Linked DNA regions of Homo sapiens: region 2 is linked to region 1. The links are chromatin contacts, found by Hi-C or POLR2A ChIA-PET in ENCODE. All regions are on one chromosome and are shown on one strand. The core of a region is the stretch at or near the end of the contact, and the rest is flanking DNA. Distances in the headings are between cores, read along the strand shown. Region 1 overlaps LCOR (ligand dependent nuclear receptor corepressor). Region 2 has its middle 22 kb from the start of PIK3AP1.

Region 1 (6,213 bases), core at 2,029-4,528:
GCAGTCCCAGCTACCTGGGAGACTTAAGGTAGGAGGATCGCTTGAGCCAAGGGGGTCGAGGCTGCAGGGAGCTATGATCATGCCACTGTACTACAGCCTGGGTGACAGAGTGAGACCCCACATCAAAAAACAAACAAACAAACAAACAAACTTGGAGATCAAGAACATGCATTAATGCTTTCTTATAACCTAAAAGGGGTACATTTTCTGGATAAAGTTTAACCTTCAAGTACCAAACATTTTAAAGCAAATATTTAAAGATTCAAATTTTTTTTGATGGAAGTCTTAAAAAATTATATTATCTTGGAACATAATTTATTCTTCCTGATACTTGGGATCATTACCATATGGACTATTACTGAAGTCTGGCTATTATTTTTATTATACTAGACTGAATTAGATTAATAGTTTGAGGGGCAACTCAATTAACTAAGTCTGACTTCCTAAAAACTACAGTGGTGGCCTGTATTGTATTAAATCTTCTTTCTTACTGGCTTCCAAACAGTGGCTGATCTTAGCAGTCCTACTTCTACCTTTAGTAGAGAATTTTACTCACTAGCTGAGAAGCCATATCCCAAGTGCCAAAATGGTACTTTAAGTAAAAATAAATAGGCTCTGAATGAAAGCTTGAGGAATAGTTTTAGGGGTAAGTACATGAATTTTCTAACCACAACTTCTGTTGCTCAAAAGCCTTTATTCCTTAGTTCCTGATATGTTCCTGATGTTTCCAAGGTAGGTGACTATAAATAAGTGGGTGCCTTTTCAATGCATCAAAGAACATACTCCAAGTGCGTTTTGGCAATACACAAAAAAGGATGACAAAGGTCAGTGAAGAGGGTGAAGAAATATTATGGCATCTAATTGTAGAAAAACTGAAGAGATAAACGGTTCTTCCTAATTCAAGAAGCACAATCATTACCTAACTCTTCGCAAAAATTTTCTAGGTACCGCTTCATGCCTATAGCTGGGTTCTGGAAGCAAGCTTTAGTGCTTGGAATTAATGAGATGCCTGGGGTTGAATGACATCAAGGTATGCATGCAGTAAGAAGACAGAGTGCTATGAAGAAAGCTGAAGAAGCACTTTCCTCTAAAGTGATGCTCACACAGAATAAATGAGTAATAATTTAGTTCACAGGTATTATCTAACTTCCTTCATGATTGTGAGACTCTAATCTGCTGCTGTCCCATGTTTCAATAACTTAATAGCACCCCAATATCTTCATTACCCTTAACTAATGTAAGGTCTTCCAAAGGGCCATGCAGCCAGCCCTGAAGCAACAACCATGGCCATATGGCTCAAGCTAGTCCCCATTAGACAGCCACAGGTAGGTAGGAATGTATTTCACAACCTCATGGCAAGAGGCGGTGGTGTCTTCCATGCCACCACTAAGGCATGCTAAAGAAACATGTTCAGGATCCACTGAACTCTAACCTGGAACAATGTAATACAGCATGTGGATACTAAAAAACAGTAGCATCAGAGAGACTGACACAGGCTACACCAACCTTAAGGGACACTTAGAGCAGTAGTTTGTGGAAGCTCAGGAGAATGAAAAGAAAATAAACGTTTCTTTCCACAGAACTGCAAATGGCAACCTCCAGAGAAAATGGCATCAACAAAAAAGATCATTTGTATGTTTTCCTCATAAAAAGGATCAGGGACAACGTGTAAGAGCAGGTACCAGGGTATTCTTGTCAGCCTGTCACTGGCCAGCTCAAAACTACCCCACCTGGTTTGATTGCATTCTTTCCTGAAAATCCTAAGCCACTGTGCTTGGTAAAACTCAATTACACGGGGTCTTGTGTGTTTCGCTGTTGTTGCCTAGGCTGGAGTGCAATGGCGTGATCTTGGCTCACTGCAACCTCCACCTCCCGGGTTCAAGCAACCCTCCTGGCTCAGCCTCCCAAGTAGCTGGGATTACAGGCGCCCACCACCACGTCCGGCTAGCTTTTGTATTTTTAGTAGAGACAGGGTTTTGCCATGTTGGTCAGGCTGGTCTCGAACTCCTGACCTCAGGTGATCCACCTGCCTCAGCCTCCCAAAGTGCTGGGATTACAGGTGTGGGCCACCACTCCTGGCCAGAGTCTTGTATATTTATCCTATAATTTTTATCTTGTATTGACTTTGCCTTGTTTTTGTCTTAGCTTCCCAAGCAGATGTAAGCTACTTGAGTGCAGGGACCATGTTTCATGTTTTCCTGTTTTCTCTTAGCAAAAAAGAGGAGAGGGAAAAGGGACATCTAGGATGCTTCCTGAGTTTTCTTCCTGGGCAGCACCATTTACTGAGATAGGAATAAAGGTAACAAAGATAGTGGCTGGTGGTTGTTAGGCTGTGTATGTTTCTGAAGAGCTCTGTACTATACATATTAAGATATTTACATGATTCTGAACCTGAGATGTCTGGTAGGCAACTAGACACATAGGCATGATGAGCCCACCAACAGCTTCCCTTCGATCTGAGAGGCCTTCACATGAATACTAACCTTTGTCCAGGTGTCATTAAAAGGCCCTGTTATAACAGCTAACTTTACAATATAGCAATAAAATCAGTTTTGGCTGTGCCTCAAAGTTATCCAGCTTCCTACTTTTTTTTCTGGAATTTTTCTTAATAGCACATAAGTATTTATTTTATTATTTTATTTTGAGATAGAGTCTCCCTCTGTCGCCCAGGCTGGAGTGCAGTGACACAATCTTGGCTCACGGCAACCGCCACCTCCCGGGTTCAAGCAATTCTTGGGCCTCAGCCCCCCAAGTACCTGGGATTACAGGCATGTGCCACCACACCCAGCTAATTTTTGTATTTTTACTAGCGATGGGGTTTTACACCCTGTTGGCCAGGCTGGTCTTAAGCGCCTGACCTCAGGTGATCCACCAGCCTCGGCTTCCCAAAGTGCTGGGATTACAGGTGTGAGCCACAGCACCCGGCCAATAGCACCTAAATTTAGATGAATTTCACTTTATCATTTGAATATTTTAAAAATGAATCTCAACTTCCTGATATTTAATTCTATTACTATTTTTTTATGTTAAAAAATAGGTGTTAGCCAGTTTTTCCTGTTTTAAACAGCTTGTCTTTACTTTTGCTTCTAGTTATTCAATTTTTCCGAGACCTTAGATTTGTAACAAACCCTAAATATAGCACTTGCATTAACTTAGAATATTGTTGGGCAGCTAGTAGGGAAACCAGAGAGAGGCAATTTTCTGTTCTGCAAACCATTTCCTCAACTTGGCCTAAGGTCCAGGAAGCACTGTTTTAGTTCGGTGCAGATTATAGTCTGTATCATACGATGTCCTTCACATCTGACTAAATAAGGTCTTTATAAGAACAGTAATTCATAACAGATGTTGAAATGACTTGAGCTCATGCTAGTTCATGCTGCTTCTGCTCATCAAGAGGACTCTGTAATAGTCAAGTGAATTATTCGTTAATCAGAAATACCTGAAAACCACCACTAAAGCACAGTAAGATCCTAGGGATTGGTTAATGGGAGGAAGTACTCCCACTTCTCATAAAGGAAAAGAAAAAACTGGATTTCCAATACTTAAATTAGTTTTCAGTTTATCTCCTTGGTGAGAAACGGTGTGCATGACCTTGACCACTGTCTTCCTATCTTCAGTTCCATGCCCAATTGTTAAGGGTGTGGTAAAAGGATAAGATAATATTCATAAACCCTTTAAAAGCTACAGTTTAAGAATGATTGTTGTTTCATAACCCCATCTTTAATGATTTACTCAATATTTATCTACATCATAGGTTAGACACAGCTTAACTTGCCTACCAAGTCAATAACACAACATTTAATTTCTGATGGAAAGCATTCCTGTGGTTAATACTGGTGGGTGGGCAATGCTTATGTTATCTTAGAGTTAAAGATCAAGTGGAGAAGAGATTTGGCATGGAGGTGAAGTGACAAGTCTGAGAGTCTAGAATTTAGGAGTGATGAATTTAGGTATTTACTCTCTAACTACCAATAACTGCTTGATGAGCAAAGGCAATATCACTGATGACCAAAATACATTCTTCTTGACTGAAAAAAGATCAATAGCCACAGAGAATGATGTTTGGATAGGAGCTAATCTTAATAGCAGAAACAGGGAGTCCCAGGAAAACAGAAGGGGAAAGCAAGCTTTAGAGAGCTGACTATAGTCAAGGGTTGTAAATTACTATGGCTTGACTCTTTAAATAAAACAAAAATGCTTCCTCACCCCCTCTTCAAGGCATAACAAGTTATATTTTTTGCCAGACAATAATCTGAAATTGTGTCCCCTAGTTTACTCACTTCTTCTCCTTTAAGCACAGAAAGTATAAGTATAGTCAGGAGGGCCTGAAAAAATCTGCTGACAAGTCCTTGCTCTACACGGAGAAATTTATCTACTCTTGGCTATTTCACATCTGTTGTATCCTCCACACCTGAATATAAGGATATTCCAAGGTTATGACAAAGTTGTGTAGACATAATGGAGAAGGTTGGCATGGGGTGTGGAAATTTTATTTTTCCACTCTTTAGAAAGCCATAGGTGTACTTTAAAACCCCTGAACAAACTTTTCTTTCCACAGAACTGGCTTAGGAGAAGCAGTGAAAGGGTAGGCAAAAGTGAATACAGGAAAGTGAGAAATGAAGTTCATAAAAATCACAGGCTGTTAAATATGTGATTTCCAGGTGGTTGAAATCCAAATTATCTAAATTTGGATGTAGATAGAACCTAGATACAGAAAAAGCAATTTTCAAAATTGGGGTTAAATTATCCCCTTTCCCAGAGATCAGAATCATGGAGAATGGTGAGGGGTTGAAACCAGGATGTATCTCTTCACCCCTATAGAAGTCCCAGCCTCAGTGACACCATTGCTAATGGCAACATGGTATTTGTTCAAGTGTGTGGAGGTACTGATCTAAAGCAAAGGGCATGCAATCCCTTTGTAATTGCTAAGTTTACCATGTTCTTAACCACATTCACTAAAAGAGCAGAATAAAGGTTCAAAAATAATGAACTAATAATCGAAACTGGGGGAAAAATAGGTGTTTCAGAGGGAGCTTACTGGGCATGAAGCCATAGTTTGCTACCTTTCTGCATCTTAAGGCTTAATATCCCTAGATAAGGGACAGAGTAGATCTCCTAAATATCACAGAAGCACTTTAAGGCTTATATATTGTATCTCCTATTTTTCTTCATTTTAACTAGATTGTCAAATTTATTAAATTACAATAAAAAATATAACTATCAAGAAGATTCTCATGTTCATTCTTTAACATATTTTTACCCTACAGACAAATGTACCCAGGATGCCAAAATACAATCAGAAAGTTACTTGGAGAGCAGGAAGTCAGAGCAAGGGTCATTAAGCACAGCAGGTCAATGCCTCCATTTGCTCTCTGGAAATGTGATGGCCTCAGAAAACAGACATCTCTGACAAACTACTTCTGTGGTTTTTTTCCCCTACCAAATTGATTTTTGTTTCTAACTTCATCATCCTTGGTAAGACTATGCAAAATCTAACGTATATATGGTGTTAATTTTTTAAAAAAAGGGAGGGTTCAGAGGCAGTGAGAGATGTGAGATTTTGGACTGGATGACATACATTTAAAAATATTTTTAAAATATTTTTAATATTTTACCCCTTTACCTCATTGATACTCATAAGGTGAGCAGTAACACTAAATTTTTATTTTTTTAAGTATTTTTAAAGTGTGAGGATAAGCAAGGTATTTTATATTTATCATCCTCTCTGGGGTGCTATAAGAATTAATAGTCCTTTATAACTATTCCCCACCCCACCCCTCTCTAGAAACACTCAAGGCTACAGCTGGAGATGTTCTGGGGGTAGAACTGAACTAAGTATTAATAAAATCATCTGTACGTTCAAGTTTTTACTCAGGAATCTTGGAAGACAAAATGTAACTGAATGTGTAGGCACACATGCAGACGTAAGAGTTATAAGGCCTGTTATTTAGATACTCTATGCTAGATATTCTACCTCAATTTTTATTATTAGTTTCATCACTTCCCTTGCCTCCAATACACCATCCAGTTTTAACTACAAGGGTTGACTTTCTTTGGAAAATGCTATATTGTATATCTCTGCCCCTCGTTTCTCATTTTAGAGTCAGCGTCACATTATCCAGAATTGCCAACTTCCTAAAGCCCAAATCTCATCTGGTTACTTTCCTGCATGAAACCCCTATAAGCTCCCCACTGCTTACACAACCCTCCTCA
Region 2 (6,254 bases), core at 199-2,698, 230 kb after region 1:
AAAGGGTCTTTGCAGATATAATCCCAAGGTGAGATCATCCTGGATTATCTGTTGGGTTTTTTTTTTGTTTTGTTTTGAGATTGAGTCTTGCTCTTGTCACCCAGGCTGGAGTGCAGTGGCACGACCTCAGCTTACTGCAGCCTCCGCCTCCAGGTTCAAGTGATTCTCTTGCCTCAGCCTCCGGAGTAGCTGGGATTACAGGTGTGTGCCACCACACTTGGCTAATTTTTGTATTTTTTTTTTTTTTTAATTTTAGTAGAGACAGGGTTTCACCATGTTGACCAGGCTGGTCTCGAACTCCTGATCTCAGGTGATCTGCCTGCCTTGGCCTCCCAAAGTGCTGGGATTACAGGCATGAACCACCACGCCCAGGCCATCCTGGATTATCTGGATGGACCCTAAATCCAATGACAAGTGTTCTTATAAGAGACATAGAAGAGAGACCTGGGGAAAAGAGGTGATATGAGGAGGGAGGCAGAGATCTGAGTTATGCAGCCACAAGCCAAGGAACTCCTGGAGCCACCAGAAGCTGGAAGGAGCAATGAAGGATTGTCCTCCATGTCTTCAGAGGGAGTGCCGTCCTGCTGACACCTTGATTCCAGACTTTTGGCCTCCTGAATTGTGAAAGAATAAACATCTGGTTCAGGCCTGGTGGCTCATGTCTATAATCCCAGCACTTTGGGAGGCTGAGGTGGGCAGATTGCTTGAGCCTAGGAGTTTCAGACCAGCCTGGGCAACATGGCGAAACCCTATTTCTACAAAAAAAATCCCCCCAAAATTAGCCGGATATGGTGACATGCGCTTGTAGTCCCAGCTACTTGGGAGGCTCAGGTGGGAGGATCACTTTGAGTCTGGGGGGCAGAGGTTACAGTAAGCCAAGACTGCACCACTGCATTCCAGCTTGGGTGACAGAGTGAAGCCTTATCTGAAAATTTAAAAAAAAAATTGTGTAGTTTTAAGCCATGAAATTTGTGGTAATGTGTCACAGCAGCCACGGGGAACTAATACAAGTGGCATGGGACAATTTTAGTGGCAACTCTGGGAAAAGAACCAAGATTAAAAGACATCAAGAGAGGACCCATTCAACTAAATATGTAGCATCAGACAATAGGGATGCAGACCTCACACCGACGACATACTAACCTTCTGAAACCAAGTCACACAGAGAGGGAAGTAGGTCAGTAGAACCGACAGGACATCAGGGTAGGAAACCAAAGAGGCCGTGTTGCCTGAAGTGAGGGATGCCGGCCATCTCAGATCCTGCCCCAGCAATGGCAAAATGGATCTCTCAGATGCTGGGAGATTAGACAGAGATATACAAAGAACGAGCACATTTCTGTTAGAATAGGAAAAAATAAAAAATAAAAGGGAAATGGTCAAGAGGTAGGAAGATATAGCTTCCTCTCAAGGAGCCAATAGCCACTGGGGTGTGCTGTTTTCTCATGATCAAAGGTTTGAGAGGGATGACTCACAAGCCTCTACTGAAGGGTCTCACAGAGAAATGCACCAAAAAGAAAGGGTATGGAAGCAACCTAAGTGTCCAGTACCAGAGGACAGGTGAAATGATAGCACAGCCGCACAACAGGGCATGATGCAGCCACAGTGCTGTGGATGAATGTTCACTCAATTGAAATATGTTCAAGACATATTAAGTGCAGAAAGCAAGCGTGAAACAGTAGGTACAATGTAATCCTGTTCCTCATATGTAAAATGCAGATGAAGGTAATAGTAGTTACCCTATAGAATTGTTACAAGCATTTGATTAATATATGCAAAGTGCTTGGCAGTACCTAGAACATGTAGATGCTGTACAGCATCACTGTTTTATCATCACTTATTTTTTTTTAATTCTTAACATTTTTATTTTATTTATTTATGTTTAGACAGAGTCTTGCTCTGTCACCCAGGCTGGAATGCAGTGGTGCAATCTCGGTTCACTGCAACCTCCACCTCCCAGGTTCAAGTGATTCTCGAGCCTCAGCCTCCCAAGTAGCTGGGACTATAGGTGCATGACCCCATGCCCAGCTAATTTTTGTATCTTATTTTATTTTTGAGATGAAGTTTCACTCTTGTTGCCCAGGCTGGAGTGCGATGGTGTGATCTTGGCTCACTGCAACCTCCACCTCCCGGGTTCAAGAGATTCTCCTGCCTCAGCCTCTCGAGTAGCTGGGATTACAGGGGCCCGCCACCACGCCCAGCTAATTTTTGTATTTTTAGTAGAGACAGGGTTTCACCATGTTGATCAGGTGGGTCTCAAACTCCTGACCTCAAGTGATCGGCCCGCCTCGGCCTCCCAAAGTGCTGGGATTACAGGCATGAGCCACCGTGCCCGGCCTAAAACAATTTTTTTTTTAATATGGAATGCTTCGTGAATTTGCATGTCATCCTTGCACAGGGGCCATGCCAATCTTCTCTGTATTGTCCCAATTTTAGTATATGGGCTGCCGCAGTGAGCACTATCATCGCTTCTTTTAAGTATTCAGGTCCACTGTTCTGACCCTTGGGGGTCAATGTATTTTGTGATTCAAACTTTTTCAGATTTTACAAAGGTGTATAATTATGGAACATCCTTAGTGTGCTTGAAGTAGCAACTCACGACAGCCAAATTCATTAATATTTCTGCAGTGAAACATACGAGTATTCACATTAAGTGAGATAACTGAAGAATATAAATAGCACCACATCAGTTTGGATCAGGTGGTGCAGCCAAATAAATTCACTACAAACTTGGAAAACAAACACAAAAACAAAACAACCTTGTGGTTCCAGGGATTTTTGCCTGGGGGAATTACAGATGAGAGACTGTCGACCTGTTTATATAGAAGCATCAGGAAAGCCTGAATGCATTGTCTTGTTACGGTGCTGCTGCTCACTGAGGAGACTGCGGCTTATTTTTATTTTTATTTTTGCCTTTTGACTTTGCTGTTTTAATTTTTCTGCACTGAGTATTAAATACTTTTTTGCCTATAGTTTCTTGAATTTCAATCGATTCAGATAAATGTAACACAAATTTAACCCAAGGAGAATATTGCGTTGCTCAGTGGACCTCAAAAAGATCATAGCCAGCATTGGGTTCACAATTTTCATTTGCACCTTTAAGAAAGTATATTTTTCTGGGGAGGCAGGGAACACTAAAGGAGATGGAGCGGGTTTTTCTATTCTTTTTCTTCTGTCTTTAAGTTGGTCCCACCAACACAGTCCATATCCAGAACTAGTTAATTCCTCATCTAGGGCTTGCTTTACCTCCCCTCCCCTCCCCTCCCTTTCCTCTCTCTCTCTCTCTCCCCCTCCCCTCCCCTTTCTTTTTTGAGATGGAGTCTTGCTCTGTCGCCCAGGCTAGAGTGCAGTGGCGTGATCTCGGCTCACTGCAACCTCTGCCTTCTGGGTTCAAGCAATTCGCCCACCTCAGCCTCTGGAGTAGCTGGGACTACAGGTGCGCGCCACCATGCCCAGATACTTTTTGTATTTTTAGTAGAGACAGGGTTTCATCATATTGTCCAGGCTGGCCTTGAACTCCTGACCTTGTGATCTGCCCGCCTCAGCCTCCCAAAGTGCTGGTATTACAGGCATGAGCCACCGTGCCCAGTCCCTCCTCTTTCATGATAAATATATATTAGTTTTACATTAAAAAGTAAAACAAGGCCAGACATGGTGCATTCTGCCTGTAATCCCAGCATTTTGAGAGGCTGAGGTGGGAGGATTGCTTGAGGCCAGGAGTTCAAGACCAGCCTGGGCAATATAGCCAGACCCGGTCTCTACCAAAAATGAACTGAGTTAGCTTGGCATGTTGGTATGTGTCTGTAGTCCCGGCTACTCGGGAGGCTGAGGCAGGAAGATGGCTTGAGCCCAAGATTTTGAGGTGGCAGTGAGCTGTGATTGCATCACTGTACTACAGCCTGGGCGAGAGAGCAATACCTTATTTCTCTAAAGAAAAAAAATAAGGGAATCAGGCGTTGTAGCTCACGCCTGTAATCCCAACACTTTGAGAGGCTGAGGTGGGTGGATCACCTGAGGTCAGGAGTTTGAGACCAGCCTGGCCAACATGATGAAATTCTGTCTCTACTAAAAATACAAAAATTAGCTGGGTGTCGTCGTGGGCGCCTGTAGTCTCAGCTACTCAAGAGGCTGAGGCAGGAGAATTGCTTGAACCCAGGTGGCAGAGGTTGCAGTGAGCTGAGATCGCACCACTGCGCTCCAGCCTGGGTGACAGAGCGAGACTCTGTCTCAAAAATAAATAAATAAAATTAAAATTAAAAAAAAGGTAAATCAGTAACCACAATAAACTGAAAAATAAATAGAATGTGGGGACAAGTGAGAGAAGTGTGTGTGGACAGGGGAAATGGGGGAAGAAGGACCCTGCAGGGACACGGAGGGGGTTTAGGGGAGGTTTTTAGGGAGTGAGCTGCCTCATGAGTCAGGAAGGAGATGTTGCTGGGCAGAGCTGCAGTCAGTGAGGCAGGGAGAGGTGGCTGTTCTGGGCGACTTTGCAGCTCAGGGCAGGCGCAGGGCCCAGAAGGGGAACGGGAAGTGTCGAAACATCCGTGGGACGCCCTGCTGAGTTCTCCAACCCTGAAACCCGGGACCCTTTCCTGTACAGCTTCTTGGGAGCTTGAACAATTTGAGGGAGGTGACATATCCAGGAGGAAATTTCAATGCACATGTGTGAGGTCTTCTAGTCAACTGTCTATGTGGTTGAGGATTCCTTAGAATGATGAAAAACAAGCACTAATAGAAGGACCTGTGGCTATATCTACATCATCTATGTCTATGTATATATTTATTTTAAATCATGAGCCTTGCCAGACTCGGATTGGCTGATGGTTGAGGGACTTCTGCCAGAGGGCTGGCCAACCTGGGAAAGGGAAGTGTGCCTAAGCTAATGGAGGTTACAGAAGAAGGGGTGGGAAAGGCTTGCAGAAATTCTAAATAGAAAAGGAGCTTTGGATTAGGCAAGTCATATGTGGACTTTAAGGACATTGGAAGGTAGAAAATGCCAGATGAGGAAGACATCATGTACACACAAAATCTATAGCCCCAAGCCCTGATCCCTGTTGTCAGGACCCAAGACCAATTGCTAGTGAAGGGACACAGAGGCGAGAGAGTCCCAGAGGAAGGAGACCCTCCAGGGAAGGGTTCAGGAGGCAACAGCTCCCTCACAGTTCACAGAGGAGCCCTCATCCCCCAGCAAAGTCCATGAGCTGCCCAGGAGAGAAAGCTGATTTCTTTCCCACTTACCATGCGTAGGAGGACCCCCATGAGAATCTGGGCCTACCCATATGGCCAGCTCTTGGAGGCCTAGGACGGCCCAAGGGGCAAGGCTCAACAGAAGGTCAGGGCTGCCTCGGTGGAAGGGCTGCTGAGTGTGTGTGACGGACCTATGACGTGTGACCTGGCAGTGACTCTTAAACTAGGCTTTGCGGTACCCTGGACCAAGGCAGTCTACAGCTAAAACAGGAGTCTTTTCTGCATTTGTAGATAGAATTATCTTAATTTTAAAAATATTATTTTGGCTGGGTGTGGTGGCTCACGCCTGTAATCCCAACACTTTGGGAGGCCGAGGCAGGCAGATCACCTGAGGTCAGGAGTTCAAGACCAGCCTGGCCAACATGGCGAAACCCCATCTCTACTAAAAGTACAAAAATTAGCCGGGTGTGGTGGCACATGCCTGTAATACCAGCTACTGGGGAGGCTGAGGCAGGAGAATCGCTTGAACCCGGGAGGCGGAGGCTGCAGTGAGCCAAGATCGCGCCATTGCACTCCAGCCTGGGCAACAAGAGTGAGACTCCGTCTCAAAAACATAATTTCTTTCTTTCTTTCTCTCTTTCTTTCTTCCTTCCTTCCTCCCTCCCTCCTTCCCTTCCCTTCCTTTCCCTTCCCTCCCCTCCCCTCTCTCTCTCTCTTTCTTTCCCTCCCTCCCTCCCTCTCTCTCTTTCTTTCTAGATGGAGTCTCTCTCTGTTGCCCAGGCTGGAGTGCAGTGGTGCAATCTCGGCTCACTGTAGTAGTCCCCATCTTGGTGTAGAGTAAGTAGTTCCTGCGACTTGGGAGGCTGAGACAGGAAGATTGCTTGAACCAGGGAGTTTGAGACTGTGGTGAGTTGAGATGGCACTATTGTACTACAGCCTGGGTGACAAAGTGATACCCTGAAAAGAAAGAGAGAGAGAAAGAGAAGGAAGGAAGGAAGGAGGAAAATAGAAGAGGAGTCATCACTACTGATTTCATGGACATTAAAAGGATAATAAAGCAGCTGGGCCTG

Evidence for each region. A loop is a pair of places that touch in the nucleus more often than their neighbours do. ChIA-PET counts read pairs that join two places held with the same protein, here RNA polymerase II (POLR2A). Pooled maps may share reads with other maps.
Region 2: a map with no recorded cell type shows a loop between it and region 1 (2.7-fold over the local background). The contact joins two enhancer-like sites. A Hi-C loop is called at or near these places in 4 of 37 single-sample maps with no recorded cell type and 7 of 50 pooled maps. POLR2A ChIA-PET finds 5 or more read pairs at or near these places in 1 of 52 experiments (activated T-cell).

Annotation. Positions count from the first base shown.
Region 1 is chr10:96,971,601-96,977,813 of GRCh38, reverse strand. The region is part of intron 7 of LCOR (ligand dependent nuclear receptor corepressor); the gene reads right to left. Among named protein-coding and RNA genes, the nearest start is that of SLIT1-AS1, 130 kb to the left of the region's middle. Within about 2 kb of position 3,278, at least 2 of the 41 ENCODE cell types and tissues checked have a DNase peak (open chromatin) inside an H3K27ac peak, as active enhancers do.
Region 2 is chr10:96,739,370-96,745,623 of GRCh38, reverse strand. It overlaps the pseudogene RNU6-1274P. Among named protein-coding and RNA genes, the nearest start is that of PIK3AP1, 22 kb to the right of the region's middle. RefSeq lists enhancers at 1,485-1,534, 4,357-4,426. Within about 2 kb of position 1,448, at least 3 of the 41 ENCODE cell types and tissues checked have a DNase peak (open chromatin) inside an H3K27ac peak, as active enhancers do.